Regions from separate parts of the Homo sapiens genome. Here all the other regions are linked to region 1. Evidence: chromatin contacts called from ENCODE Hi-C or POLR2A ChIA-PET data. All regions are on one chromosome and are shown on one strand. Each heading gives the region's core, a stretch centred on a gene start or an enhancer-like site at or near the end of the contact. The rest is flanking DNA. Distances are from core to core; before and after follow the strand shown.

Region 1 (4,091 bases), core at 991-3,490:
TGCCTCAGCCTCCCAAAGTCCTGGGATTACAGGCATAAGCTACCACGCCTGGCAAACATTATTTTTATTTTGATAATGCTTCCATGTAAGTTAACTTTTTTTTTTTTCAGTCGAAGTTTTGCTCTTGTTGCCCAGGTGGGAGTGCAATGGAGCGATCTTGGCTCACTGCAACCTCTGCCTCCCAGGTTCAAGCCATTCTCCATTCTCCAGCCTCAGCCTCCTGAGTAGCTCAGATTACAGGCGCTCACCACCATGCCCAGTTAATTTTTGTATTTTTAGTAGAGACAGGGTTTCATCATGTTGGCCAGGATGGTCTCCATCTCTTGACCTGGTGATCTGCCCGCCTCCCCCTGCCTGTTTATCACTCTTTTGCATGCTGCATTGACACTCTATAGCATCCAAAAGTTTGGGGTGTAAAAAAAAGACACTTTTAAAGCAAAATTTGATGTTGGGAAGCCTGTCAAATATGTCATAGGGTTAAAACACTTCACTAAAATAGGACCACAGATCACCATAAAATAATAGTCATTTATTTATCCAAAGTGATAATTAAAAGATTTTAAAAACAAAATCATTTACTGTTTGATACAGGAGATTCAGTTTTCCAGTCAAAAAACCTGAGAAAGACTGCATGAGAAAAATTCTCTTTTTTACTTTCTTTATTTTAAAATTTATTCAAAAGGTGGACAAAAATATTGTACTATGTCATATTGATATGTAAAATTTTTGTTCAAAAGAAAATCAACTTTTACTTTTGTATTACTGTATTATTAATACTAAAGCTAACTTTAATAAAACCTTATAAATAAATCCATCAAATGTGTCATTTTTGGCTACTGTAGATTTTCATAAATATTTTATAGTCTATTATAATAAATTTTTCAACTTTTTATATTATATTTTTGGTTTTTTCTTTTTTCAATTTGAAACAATCATTAAGTAATTTCAAACTAGATAAAATGTTTCTAACTTTCTTCCTTAAAAGCATATTTTACTTTTGTTTATACATTCTCTATGCAGAATTGTTTTTCATACATCTAGTAGTTTTAATTATATACATATTAATTACATTAATTCTTAACAACCTTAGGTTATTTTATTCCTGCTGTCCTCTGCTCTTTTTATGGCCACGGTCTGTTCCACCTCAGAACTGAAGAGAGATGTTGGTAGGGAGAGGCTCTTCCCTCACCTCTGGCAGAAAAGGAATGTTCAGGCCCTTCAAACCCCTGTTGTCAAAGCTGCACTTTAATGTGACAGCTATTGGCCATGTATGGCTACTGGGTGTCCGGAATGTGGCTGGTCAGAACTGCGATGTGCTAGAAAGGTAAAATACAGAGTTAAAGATTTAGTTCCAAAAATATACACACTTTATTAATAATTACATATTGCTCAGATATTAATATAATATTTTTGATATAGTGGGTTAATTAAATGGTTAGAATGAATTCCACCTGTTTCTTCTTCCTTCCTTTTTTTTTTTTTTTTTTTTTGAGACGGAGTCTCACTCCGTCGTCCAGGCTGGAGTGCAGTGGCACTATCTCGGTTCACTGCAAGCTCTGCCTCCTGGGTTCACACCATTCTCCTGCCTCAGCCTCCCGAGTAGCTGGGACTACAGGCCCCCGCCACCGCGCCGGGCTAATTTTTTGTATTTTTAGTAGAGACGGGGTTTCACCGTGTTAGCCAGGATGGTCTCGATCTCCTGACCTCGTGATCCGCCCACCACGGCCTCCCAAAGTGCTGGGATTACAGGCGTGAGCCACCGCGCCTGGCCTTCTTCTTCCTTCTTGAAGTTTGACTGCTAGAAAATTTAGAATACACATGTGGCTCACGTTTTATTTCAGAGGATTGCCTCCTTTTTAAACTCTCAATCGGCCTGCTCAAAGGACCAGAATTCAGAAAGGGCATAAAATCTGGAATTTTAAAATAATTGTTATATTATTTTCATGTGTGAATAGCCACATAATATATTATTTATAAATGCATATGACTTTATATACAGGTTAAATGCAAATGCCTTCTGGGGTGGACCTGGCTCAACTCAGGGAGGAGCCCTGCCTGAAAAGGCTGCAGCTTAGGTTTCACTTTATCTTCTTCCAGCCCAGCATCTGAGCACAGCTTCTGTCACTCAGGGCCTGAGGGAGCAGGGCAGCAAACGTTATCCAATCAGGACTGCTGGGCTGGGAACCGTCCAATCAGGCACGCAGCTGGAGCGGACAGGACGGCTTCCGGGATTTGGCGGGGCCTTTGTCTCTGGCTGCAGCCGGAGCTCCTGCTCTCCTCCTCACTGCTCAGTGTCCTCTGCTCCTAGAGGCCCAGCCTCTGTGTCCCTGTGACCTGCAGATATTGGGAGATCCACAGCTAAGACGCCGGGACTCCCTGGAAACCTAGAAATGGTGAGAGTGCTGGGTCCGACATCCCGAGAGAGGGGGAGGGGCTGGTTGGAACCGATCGGAAGTGGCTGTGGCTGGACTCGGGCCTCCAAAGTCCGCGGCCCCAAGTTCTCCTTGGCGCAGCTCGGCCCTCAGTCCCCCGCGGCCCCGAGTTCTCCTTGGCGCAGCTCGGTCCTCAGTCCCCTTCAGCCGTAAGATGGCGGCTGGGCTGACAGCCGGGACCCTGGGCGTCCTGTCTCCTCCCTGCTCAGTGACTGTGCCCTGGCCTGGAGCCCTCTCCGGGCGGCTTTGCACCCGCAGCGCGGCATCTCTCCCCGATTGTGCAGGGATGCCGGGAGGGTCATCAGGGGAGAATCCTGACTCGGGATGCGGGGTTCATGAATGGGAAAAGCTTTAGTCTGTGGGGTTCCTAGTCCATCTTTTTTCTCTTAAAAATCTATGGAAGTCACCACAAAAATGTTAAAGAATTTAATCAAAGAGTAATTGAAGAATTATAGAGCACCCAGCTGTGGTTTGTAGTTTATTTTCCATGGGAGGGGCTTGAAGAAAAGACTTTTAGAAGGTGCATGATAAAGGAAAGCAAACTCAATAATTGGTTAGGTAGAGTTACGTAGTTTCTTAGTTTTAGATGAAGGTGGAAATTTTCTGGTCACGTAATCAGAGCTTAATTGGCAGTTCATGGTTGATTAAGTCTAAATTTTGTTTTCCCCAATGTAGTAATTTACAAAAAAAAAGCATTTGAGTTAGATTTTTTAAAAAGTAAAAACCCTGGGACTAGAGCCACCTCAGTCTAATTGCCTGCCATTTAGTTATTTTCACACTCCACAGGGGACAGATTTTCCCCTGCAACTTTCACGTGTCTCAAGCAGGGTCTCAAGACTACTCCCTATTCCCCATTCTTTTAGCCTAACTGACTTTCAGTAAAATGCTAAATTTCCAGTTTCCTTTGACATTCCCAAATCCCAGCTTCCCCTCCCTAATTCACATTATCAACTATTTGTCCTTTAGTGTACATTTTAGATACTGTATTTTAATTAATCATTGTTGACAAATTATTGGGTGGCACTTTAAACAAATTGTTTGCTGTTTGAAAATATTTCCAATGAGAAGAAAACAAAAAATAATCCCCTGACACTGTATTGTAAAAAAAAGTCTGTGCCTATTTTCCTTTTATCTTCCCTAGGCGCAGAGATCTTATCAGAATGTTTTTGGGTCAAGGTTTCCCTTTGGAAACTTTACAGGGTGATGTGTCCTCAGCCACCTTTCGGTTTTCTCCTGGTCCTGGGTTTCAGTACTGTCTGGGGATAAATCAAGATATCAACTGTGGCTGTGTATGCTAGAATCTCTAGTAAATTTCAGCTCCTGGCCTGGAATGGAACTCTGGGTATCTGGGAATGGGAGACAGAGGACAATCTGAGGTTGGAGTGTAGCCTCTCAAGGGAGCAGGTGGATGCCCTGGGGCTGAGAGGAATCTCCTGGTATACCCTTCCTTTGGAAAGCTAACCCTTTGAGGCATTAAGATTGTGTTCACTCAACCCGACTTCCATTTCTCAGAGGTACATTGCTGGTCAGCCAATCAGATGCTGGTATTGAGAGGAAAACTCAGAAATAATTTCTGCCCCCTGGATTCTCTAAGATTTGTGAAAGAAAAAATAGTATTCCAGAAGACAAAAAAAAAAAAAAATCAAACTTGACCCCAGT
Region 2 (4,091 bases), core at 612-3,111, 1.4 Mb after region 1:
ATTCATCCACTCATCAGTCTCTAGTTAATGCATCTGTTGTATATGTTCAGATTGGCTGGGGTTCAATACCCACTGGACAACTTCCTAGATGAGTGACTTTTGGTAAATCATAATCTCTCCAAGTCTGCCTCAGTTTCTTCAATTATAAAATGTCAATAATAATGCAATGTACCTCATAGAGAGTCATGGTTGTATTGCCACAGTAATTAATAAAGTGCCAGGAACTTTATAAGGATTATTTAACACCCTTATTATTTACAAAGTAGGCAACAGAGGCTATTGTGGTGGTTCACACCTGTAATCCCAGCACTTTGGGAGTTGGAGGTGGGAGGATCACTTGAGGCGAGGAGTTCAAGACCAGCCTGGGCAACACAGTGAGACCCCCATCTCTACAAAAAAATTAAAAAATTTTGTAGCTGACTCTTTGGACAATAAAGAATTTTATTTTAGAAAATTAGCCAGGTGGCTGGGTGCAGTGGCTCACGCCTGTAATCCCAACACTTTGGGAGGCTGATGAGGGTGGATCACAAGGTCAGGAGTTCAAGACCAGCTTGGCCAAGATGGTGAAACCCCGTCTCTACTAAAAAAATACAAAAATTAGCTGGGCATTATGGCGGGCACCTGTAATCCTAGCTACTGGGGAGGCTGAGGCAGGGAACTGCTTGAATCCAGGAGGCAGAGGTTGCAATGAGCCGAGATCACGACACTGCACTCCAGCCTGGGCAACAGAGTGAGACTGATCTCAAAAAAAAAAAAAAAGAAAAAGAAAAAGAAAAAAAGAAAATTAGCCAGGTGTAGCGGAGCGCACCTGTGGTCCCAGCTACTCTGGCAGGCTGGGGTGGGAGGATTGCTTGAGCCCAGGAGTTCAAGGCTGCAGTGAGCTCTGATTGCACCACTGCATTCCAGCCTGGGCGACAGAGCAAGACCCTGTCTCTTAAAAAATAAATAAATAAACTGCAATGTTTCTGGCAGCCCAGATGCCACCAGCCTCACTACTCTCTGAGAGGTGGGATTTTAACATGCAAAGGCCCACTAACCCGATCACGTCTCACAACTTCAGCTGATTAATACTTTGTTAAAACCTAGACCACGAAAACAGACAGAGCCCGGCGAGGTGGCTCACGCCTGTAATCCCAACACTTTGGGAGGCCGAAGCGGGTGGATCACGAGGTCAGGAGTTCAAGACTAGCCTGGCCAAGATGATGAAACCCCGTCTCTACTAAAAAATACACAAATTAGCTAGGCGTTATGGCGGGCGCCTGTAATCCCAGCTACTCGGGAGGCTGAGGCAGGGAATTGCTTGAACCTGGGAGGCAGAGATTGCAGTGAGCCGAGATCGTGCCACTGCACTCCAGCCTGGGTGACAGAGCGAGACTCTGTCTCAAAAAAGAAAAAAAGAGGCTGGGCACGGTGCCTCACGCCTGTAATCCCAGGACTTTGGGAGGCCGAGGCGGGCGGATCACGAGGTCAGGAGATTGAAACCATCCTGGCTAACACGGTGAAACCCCGTCTCTACTAAAAACACAAAAAATTAGCCGGGCTTGGTGGCAAGCGCCTGTAGTCCCAGCTACTTGGGAGGCTGAGGCAGAAGGAGAATCGCTTGAACCCAGGAGGCGGAGGTTGCAGTAAGCCGAGATCCAGCCTGGGCGACAGAGCGAGACTCCGTCTCAAAAAAAAAAAAAGGTTAAAGAAAAAAAGAAAAGAAAACACAAGATAATCCTGTCCGCAAACGCTTAGCAGTCTTAAATCGGCCTGGTGGAAGGATGCAGGGACACTCCCCCACCCTGCCCCCCGAAAAAGGGGAACGCGCAGCGCGAGGTTCCGGGTCCGCCAAGCTCCCGGCATGCAGCGCGGCGATCCCGGCGAGCACCTTGGCGCGCGGAGCTGGCACCTTGGCGCTGTTGGTGGCGGCGGAGACAGCTGTGAAGTGTGAGGTTCTTTGTCTGCTGGCAGCTAGGGGCGACGAGGCGGGACGTCATGGAAGTGTAAGTCTTCTCGGGCGCGTCCCTTTTCGCCCGAGGAGCCCAACGGTTTGACCGCTGAGAGCTGAGAGCCGAGAGCCGTGGGGACTGGGCGACCCTCGTACGGGAGTGAGGGCAGCGGGCCGGCCCTGTCCGGGAGGGCCGCGGGGTGGTGACGGGGACGAACGGGACTCTCGCTTTGCCCTTCCGAACCTTCGCTTCCCCTCCACGCCGTGTCTGGTGCGGGGCCGAGCACTTCCGTGTCCGGCTGCCTTTCAATGTGCCCCCTCCTTCTCTCATTCGTTTACCAGCGTTTCTGGGTCACAGTGCGGGGGTGGAGCCCAGTCTGGTATCCGACCCCGGACTTAGAAGGCTATAAAGGCCTGAGTCTGTCCGCCCTGAAAGTAGGTGGAGGAGAGACGAATCAGGGCCGGGTAGAGCTCTGCTTGCAGCTGTAGGCCCCTGGAGAGCCCTCGGAAGAGCTGCCCTCGGAATTTGATGGGAGCAGTAAACACTGTGAGGGAAGGGGCTGGTTTTGGGGTGGAGAAGGGAAGGACGTGAACCAGGACTGGGACCAGAGAAACAGCAGGGGGTGTGTGGGTGTGTGTGCAAGGCGAGGGTAAAAGATTTTCTGACAGTTTAACTCCACGTGGTCTTTTCCATGCTTGCTCGTTGCGCCTGGTGCAAATGGAAGATTTTGCATCTACTCTGAATGTGGGCTTTATACGGTTGATATTAATTTGTAGGTATTACTATCTTGTGTTCTCTTTGAACTGATTATTTGATACAGTTTCCTTTATGTTCTTTTGCCTCATGTTTAATGGTTATATGTACTATGGCATTTCACATTTTTACATTTTTAATTAATTGTTTTTTCTTAAGAAACAGGGTCTTGCTCTGTCCCCCAGGCGGGGTGTAATCATGGTTCACTGCAGCCTCACTTTCTGGACTCAAGCAATCCTGCTTCAGCCTCTTCAGTAGCTGGGACTACAGGCCCACGCCATCACTCACCGCTAATTTTTTAAAAAAAGTTTTGTAGATGCAGGGTCTCACTACAGCCCAGGCTGGTCTCCAGCTCCTGAGCTCAAGTGATCCTCCTGCTTTGTACTCCCAAAGTCCTGGGATTGCAGGCGTGAGCCACTTCACCTGGCCTCTTCCGATTTTTTTTTAAACACAATATGTCTGTGTAACTGAAATGAAAGGCTCATGAAACAATAATGTGTGGCGTACACTCTCATATTGTCTATTTTTTATTAATATGAATGGGGCCAACCGTGGTGGCTCACACCAGCAATCCCAGCACTTTGGGAAGCTTAGGCAGAAGGATCACTTGAACCTGGGAGGTGGAGACCAGCCTGGGCAACATAGGGAGACCCTGTCTCTGCAAAAAATTAAGAAGTTAGCTGGGTGTGGTGGTTCATGCCTGTAGTCTCAGCTACTTACGAGGCTGAGATGGGAGGATCACTTGATCCCAGGAGGCTGCAATGAGCTGAGATAGAGCCACTACACTCCTGCCAGAGTGACAGTGTAAGGCTCTGTCTTAAAAAAAAAAAAAAAAAAAAATTGAACCACTGAATTAATTTTGCAACCCACTGATGGGATTTCATCTGCAACCTAAAAAACTATTCATATAATTTACTCTAGTCCAAGCCATCATTACTAATTTTTCCCTCTTTACTAGAGCATTTCCTGTGAGCATACAACCCTGCTTTAGAGAATTCATCTTAGAAAATCCTCCGTCCCCACATACATGTCCCCCTCTTACTCCATTTCTGCTTCCCATCCCAACAAAACTTCTTGAAAGTGCTGATTAGCCCCTCATTCTCTCAGCCATTCTGTTGGGCTTTCATCCTCACTGGTCTACGGGAATGACTGTTAAGATTACCTGAACCAGCGGGGCGTGGTGGCTCATGCCTATAATCGCAGCACTTTAGGAGGCCGAAGTGGGCGAATCCCCTGAGGTCAGGAGTTTGAGACCAGCCTGGCCAACATGGCATAACCTCCTCTCTACTAAAAATACAAAAATTAACTGGGTGTAGTGGTGGGCGCCTGTAATCCCAGTAACTCAGGAGGCTGAGGCAGGAGAATCGCTTGAACTCGGGAGGCAGGGGTTGCAGTGAACCAAATTGT
Region 3 (4,091 bases), core at 428-2,927, 1.4 Mb after region 1:
CAGAAGACAGGTTCATTAGAAGCCCCTTCAGGGTACTTCCAGTGCCTAGAATCCAGCCTGACATTTTGGTTGAATAATTAATTAATCAGATCAAGGACCTCTTCCCTGAGTACCCAACATAGCCCCCCTCCCCAACGCCTGTGCTCCCTGCACACCTCCTCCATGCTATGTTGGAACTTCTTGAAGTCAGGCTTCATTTCTTTTGTTTCGTTTCTTTCTTTGTTTTCTCTTCTCTTTTTCTTTTTCTTTCTTTCTTTCTTTTTTTTTTTTTTTTTTCGAGACAAGAGTCTCACTGTCGCCCAGGCTGCAGTGCAGTGGTGCCGTCTCAGCTCACTGCAGCCTCCACCTCCCTGGTTCAAGTGATTCTCCTGCCTCAGCTGTCGGAGTAGCTGGGACTACAGGCACCCACCACCACACCCGGCTAATAGAGACAAGGTTTCACCATGTCAGCCAGGCTCATCTCGAATTCCTGACCTCAGGTGATCCGCCCGCCTCAGCCTCTCAAAGTGCTGGGATTAAAGGCGTAAGCCACTGTGCCCGGCTGCGTTTCTTTTTTCTTTTCTTTTCTTTCTTTCTTTCTTTCTTTCTTTTTTTTTTTTTTTTTTTTTTTGAGACAGAATCTTGCTCTGTCACCCAGGCTGGAGTGCAATGGCACCATCTCAGCTCACTGCAATCTCCGCCTCCCGGGTTCAAGAGATTCTCCTGCCTCAGCCTCCGGAGTCGCTGGGATTGCAGGCACCCGCCACCGTGCCCGGCTAATTTTTGTATTCTTAGTAGAGACGGGGTTTCACCACCTTGGCCAGGCTGGTCTCAAACTCCTGACCTCGTGATCCACCCGCCTCGGCCTTCCAAAGTGCTGGGATTACAGGCGTGAGCCACCGCGCCCGGCCTCCGGCCGCGTTTCTTTTCTTTTTTAGAGGAGTCAGGCTGGAGTGCCGTGGCACAATAGCTCACTGCAGCTTCGAACTCCTGGGCTCAAGTGCTCCTCCCGCCTCAGCCTCCTGAGTAGCTAGGACTGCAGGCGTGCACCACCACGCCCGGCTTTTTTTTTATTATTATTAATTTTTTTGTAGAGACGGGATCTTGTTGTATTGCCCAGGCTGGTCTCCAACTCGTAGCCTCAAGCGATCCTCCCACCTCGGCCTCCCAAAGTGCTGGGATTACAGCTGTGAGCCACCGCGCCTGGCACAGGCTTCATTTCTGATGGTCCTTCCTTTTTCCTTGATGCCTTTCTCTGTACCTGGCACATAGAGGTGCCTGGTACGTGTTTGTTGAATGAATGAATGAATGAGTGAATGAGCGAACATGCCATTTCACCTTATATATCTTGTGAACCTGCCAGGCCCGGGCCTGATGTCATAGCCTCTACCCCTGGCCCGAGTCTCCAGTCCCCTGCGTGTCTGCTGACCACAGCACGAACGCCAGCGCACTACCCTCCTCAACCCCAGCCCAGGCCCCTTCCCCGTCGGGGTCCCCCCAACCCTTTCCCCGCCCGCTTCCCCGCCCCGGGGCCGCTTAGCCTCCAGCTCAGCGGGAGGTATCCCCGCCCACGGCCAGGATTGGAGGATGGAGGCAACGCCCACCCCGCCGGGCGGCCTCCTATTGGCGCGGCCGTCGCCAGGGGTGGGGACAGGACCGGCGGCTGCTGACGCCATCCCGGCCAGAAAAGCCCTGGCCAGTGGCGGGCGCGACACTATCCGTGCGGCCAGGCGGAGGTGAGTGCGCGGCGGCCGGATGGGCGGGACGGGCGTGGAGGACGCCGAGCACCGTGGCGCGCGCTCACGTCCGCGTCCCCAAGGGCTGCGCTCCCTCAAGCGCAGTGCCCAGAACTCGGAGCCAGCCCGGCCCGGGGGACCCTGCTGGCCAAGGAGGTCGTCAGTCCGGTCTTGTCTTCCAGACCCGGAGGACCGAAGCTTCCGGACGACGAGGAACCGCCCAACATGGCCTCGGAGGTGAGTGGGACCTCGGGGACTCCGGTCCTCCTAGCCTCCAAAGGAGAGAGTGGGGGCGCCAGACCTGCCTCGGGCCACCCTGCTGGGAATCGCCCTCCAGGAAGCAATTTTGAAAATTACCTAGGAAGCCTGCACCCCCAGCCCTCCCGGGCGCATCATCTGGAGCCCAGCAGTCACCTTTACCAGGACTCACCAGTATCCGCAGGCAGCCCTTGTGGCAAACCCACCAACCCACACTACTAGGGGTAGAGTGGCTCTGCCCTCACCTCACAGTGATGCCTGCCTGGCCAGGAAAAGTGGCTCCCAAGCCTTCAGCCTTCCAACTCTTCCTTCCTTCTTACCACGTGTCCTCCTGTCAGGTCCCACCCCACACCACATCCCTTCTCCTGCTAGAGCAATTGTCCCTGTTTATAGAATAAAGCTCAGCCCCTAAGTGTTCTTGTCCTTGACTGTGGCATGTGGAAAGAGCCAGGAAAAAGGGGACGTCGCCTCGTGGCTCCAGCAACCCTGGTGCCTGGTCCCTTCCTGTCTCACTGGACCCTGCCTCTTAGGGTCAGTGGCTCCTGGCCTCTCCTCCTGACCACTGAGATGCTGGATTCCCAGGCAGAGGTTTTCCTTCCTTGGGCCATAGTTGATTTATCTGGCAATGGGGGTAATAATAGCTGTCGGCCTCACTCTGTAAGGCACTAGATTATGAGGCCATTGCTTTGGACCCTTCAGGTGAGAGGGGCTGTTCGCCTGATGCTTGATGAAGGGAACTCCGGGAAGCAGGAGGTCTGGGTTCCAGGCCCTTTTGGCCTTCATTAGCTAGCAATTCACTTCCTCTTTCTCAATGCCCTGCAAGCTCAGTGCCCTGCAAGCTTCTGGGTCATGGCAGGGGGGTAGGGCCTGGACTTTGGAGCCAAACAGACTTGGTTTCTGTACCAGTCACTTGAGCCCTTTAAACCTCTTTCCTCATTTGTGAAATAGGGGTAATATTGCCCACCTCATAAAAGGCCGTAATAACATATGTGAAATCCCTAGCACAGGGCTGAGCAACAGTAGGTGCTCAATAAATGGTGGCTAACCACAACAATACTGATATTTCTACTTTGGGAGGCCGAGGCGGGAGGACTGCTGAAGCCCAGGAATTCCAGACCAGCCAGGGCAATGTAATGAGACCCTGTCTCTACAAAAAGATTTTGAAAATTACCCAGGTGTGGTGGCGTACACCTGTAGTCTCACAGGAGGCGGAGGCATGAGGATTGCTTGAGCCCAGGAGTTTGAGACTGCAGTGAGCATGATCTCACCACTGCACTCCAGCCCAGGCAACAGAGTGAGATCCAGTTTCAAAAAAATAAAAATAAAAAAACCTGGCAGGCATGGTGGCTCACACCTGTAATCCCAGCACTTTGGGAGGTCGAGGTGGGCAGATCACCTGAGGTCAGGAGTTTGAGACCAGCCTGGCCAACATGGTGAAACCCCGTCTCTACTAAAAATGCAAAAATTAGCTGGGTGTAGTGGTGGGTGCCTGTAGTCCCAGCTATTCGGGAGGCTGAGGCAGGAGAATCGCTTGAACTCGGGAGGCGGAGGTTGCAGTGAGCTGAGATCGCACCACTGCACTCCAGCCTGGGCGACAAAGCAAGACTCCACCTCAAAAAAAGAAAAAAAACCCACAAGTCCCAAAACCAAAACTGGTATTTCCCATGTACATTCGACCTTAACTGTTGCTCATTCAACCCAGCCCAACTCAGTGCCCCATCCCCTGGCCCTGAAGAGACCATTCTGGCCCAGATGTGTCCTGGCTTGGAGTAGCACCTTCTGCTACCACACTAGGCCTCCACTCTCCTCAGTGCCCAAGGGGAGGCACCTCACTCTGATCTCCCTGTGGGGTCCTCTTATGCCTGCCAGTAAGGATAGGAGTTTGGTTCTAGAGCAGAGTGGTCTGGCTTCCAACAAGCCCAGTGTTCTAGGTGACCTCAGGTTGCCCCAGGCCTTCCTGTAGGTTGGCACTAATTGGTTTGGCTGCAGCTCCACTTATTAAGTAGTTATTTTTATTACTAACAACCTAGGCAGGGTGGCCCAGGAGCCCGCTGGGGGAGGCGGTGCCAGGCTCCTGGCTGAGGGGCAGGCTGGCCCCAATTCTGACTGGCTGGCTCC

The links. Hi-C counts contacts between places; a loop is a spot of excess contacts on that map. ChIA-PET counts read pairs that join two places held with the same protein, here RNA polymerase II (POLR2A). Pooled maps may share reads with other maps.
Region 2: a loop to region 1 is called in a pooled map, with 13 times the contacts of the local background. The contact joins the promoter of CRCP here to the promoter of ZNF107 in region 1. A Hi-C loop is called at or near these places in 1 of 168 maps with a recorded cell type or tissue (CD8-positive, alpha-beta T cell), 1 of 37 single-sample maps with no recorded cell type and 4 of 50 pooled maps. POLR2A ChIA-PET finds 5 or more read pairs at or near these places in 1 of 52 experiments (activated CD4-positive, alpha-beta T cell).
Region 3: a map of CD4-positive, alpha-beta memory T cell shows a loop between it and region 1 (16-fold over the local background). The contact joins the promoter of ASL here to the promoter of ZNF107 in region 1. A Hi-C loop is called at or near these places in 1 of 168 maps with a recorded cell type or tissue (CD4-positive, alpha-beta memory T cell) and 6 of 50 pooled maps. POLR2A ChIA-PET finds 5 or more read pairs at or near these places in 1 of 52 experiments (WTC11).

What each region holds. Positions count from the first base shown.
Region 1 is chr7:64,663,893-64,667,983 of GRCh38, forward strand. ZNF107 (zinc finger protein 107) reads left to right here and starts at 2,241. Exons shown (of 4, transcript NM_001282359.2): 1 at 2,241-2,393. The coding sequence starts at 2,391. RefSeq lists enhancers at 1,979-2,128, 2,279-2,428, 2,449-2,568.
Region 2 is chr7:66,112,986-66,117,076 of GRCh38, forward strand. It overlaps CRCP (CGRP receptor component), which reads left to right and starts at 1,862. Exons shown (of 6, transcript NM_014478.5): 1 at 1,862-1,985. The coding sequence starts at 1,978. RefSeq lists silencers at 738-928, 2,357-2,651 and enhancers at 1,575-1,704, 2,242-2,770.
Region 3 is chr7:66,074,142-66,078,232 of GRCh38, forward strand. It overlaps ASL (argininosuccinate lyase), which reads left to right and starts at 1,678. Exons shown (of 17, transcript NM_000048.4): 1 at 1,678-1,715; 2 at 1,898-1,952. The coding sequence starts at 1,941. RefSeq lists a silencer at 1,319-1,848 and an enhancer at 1,949-2,228.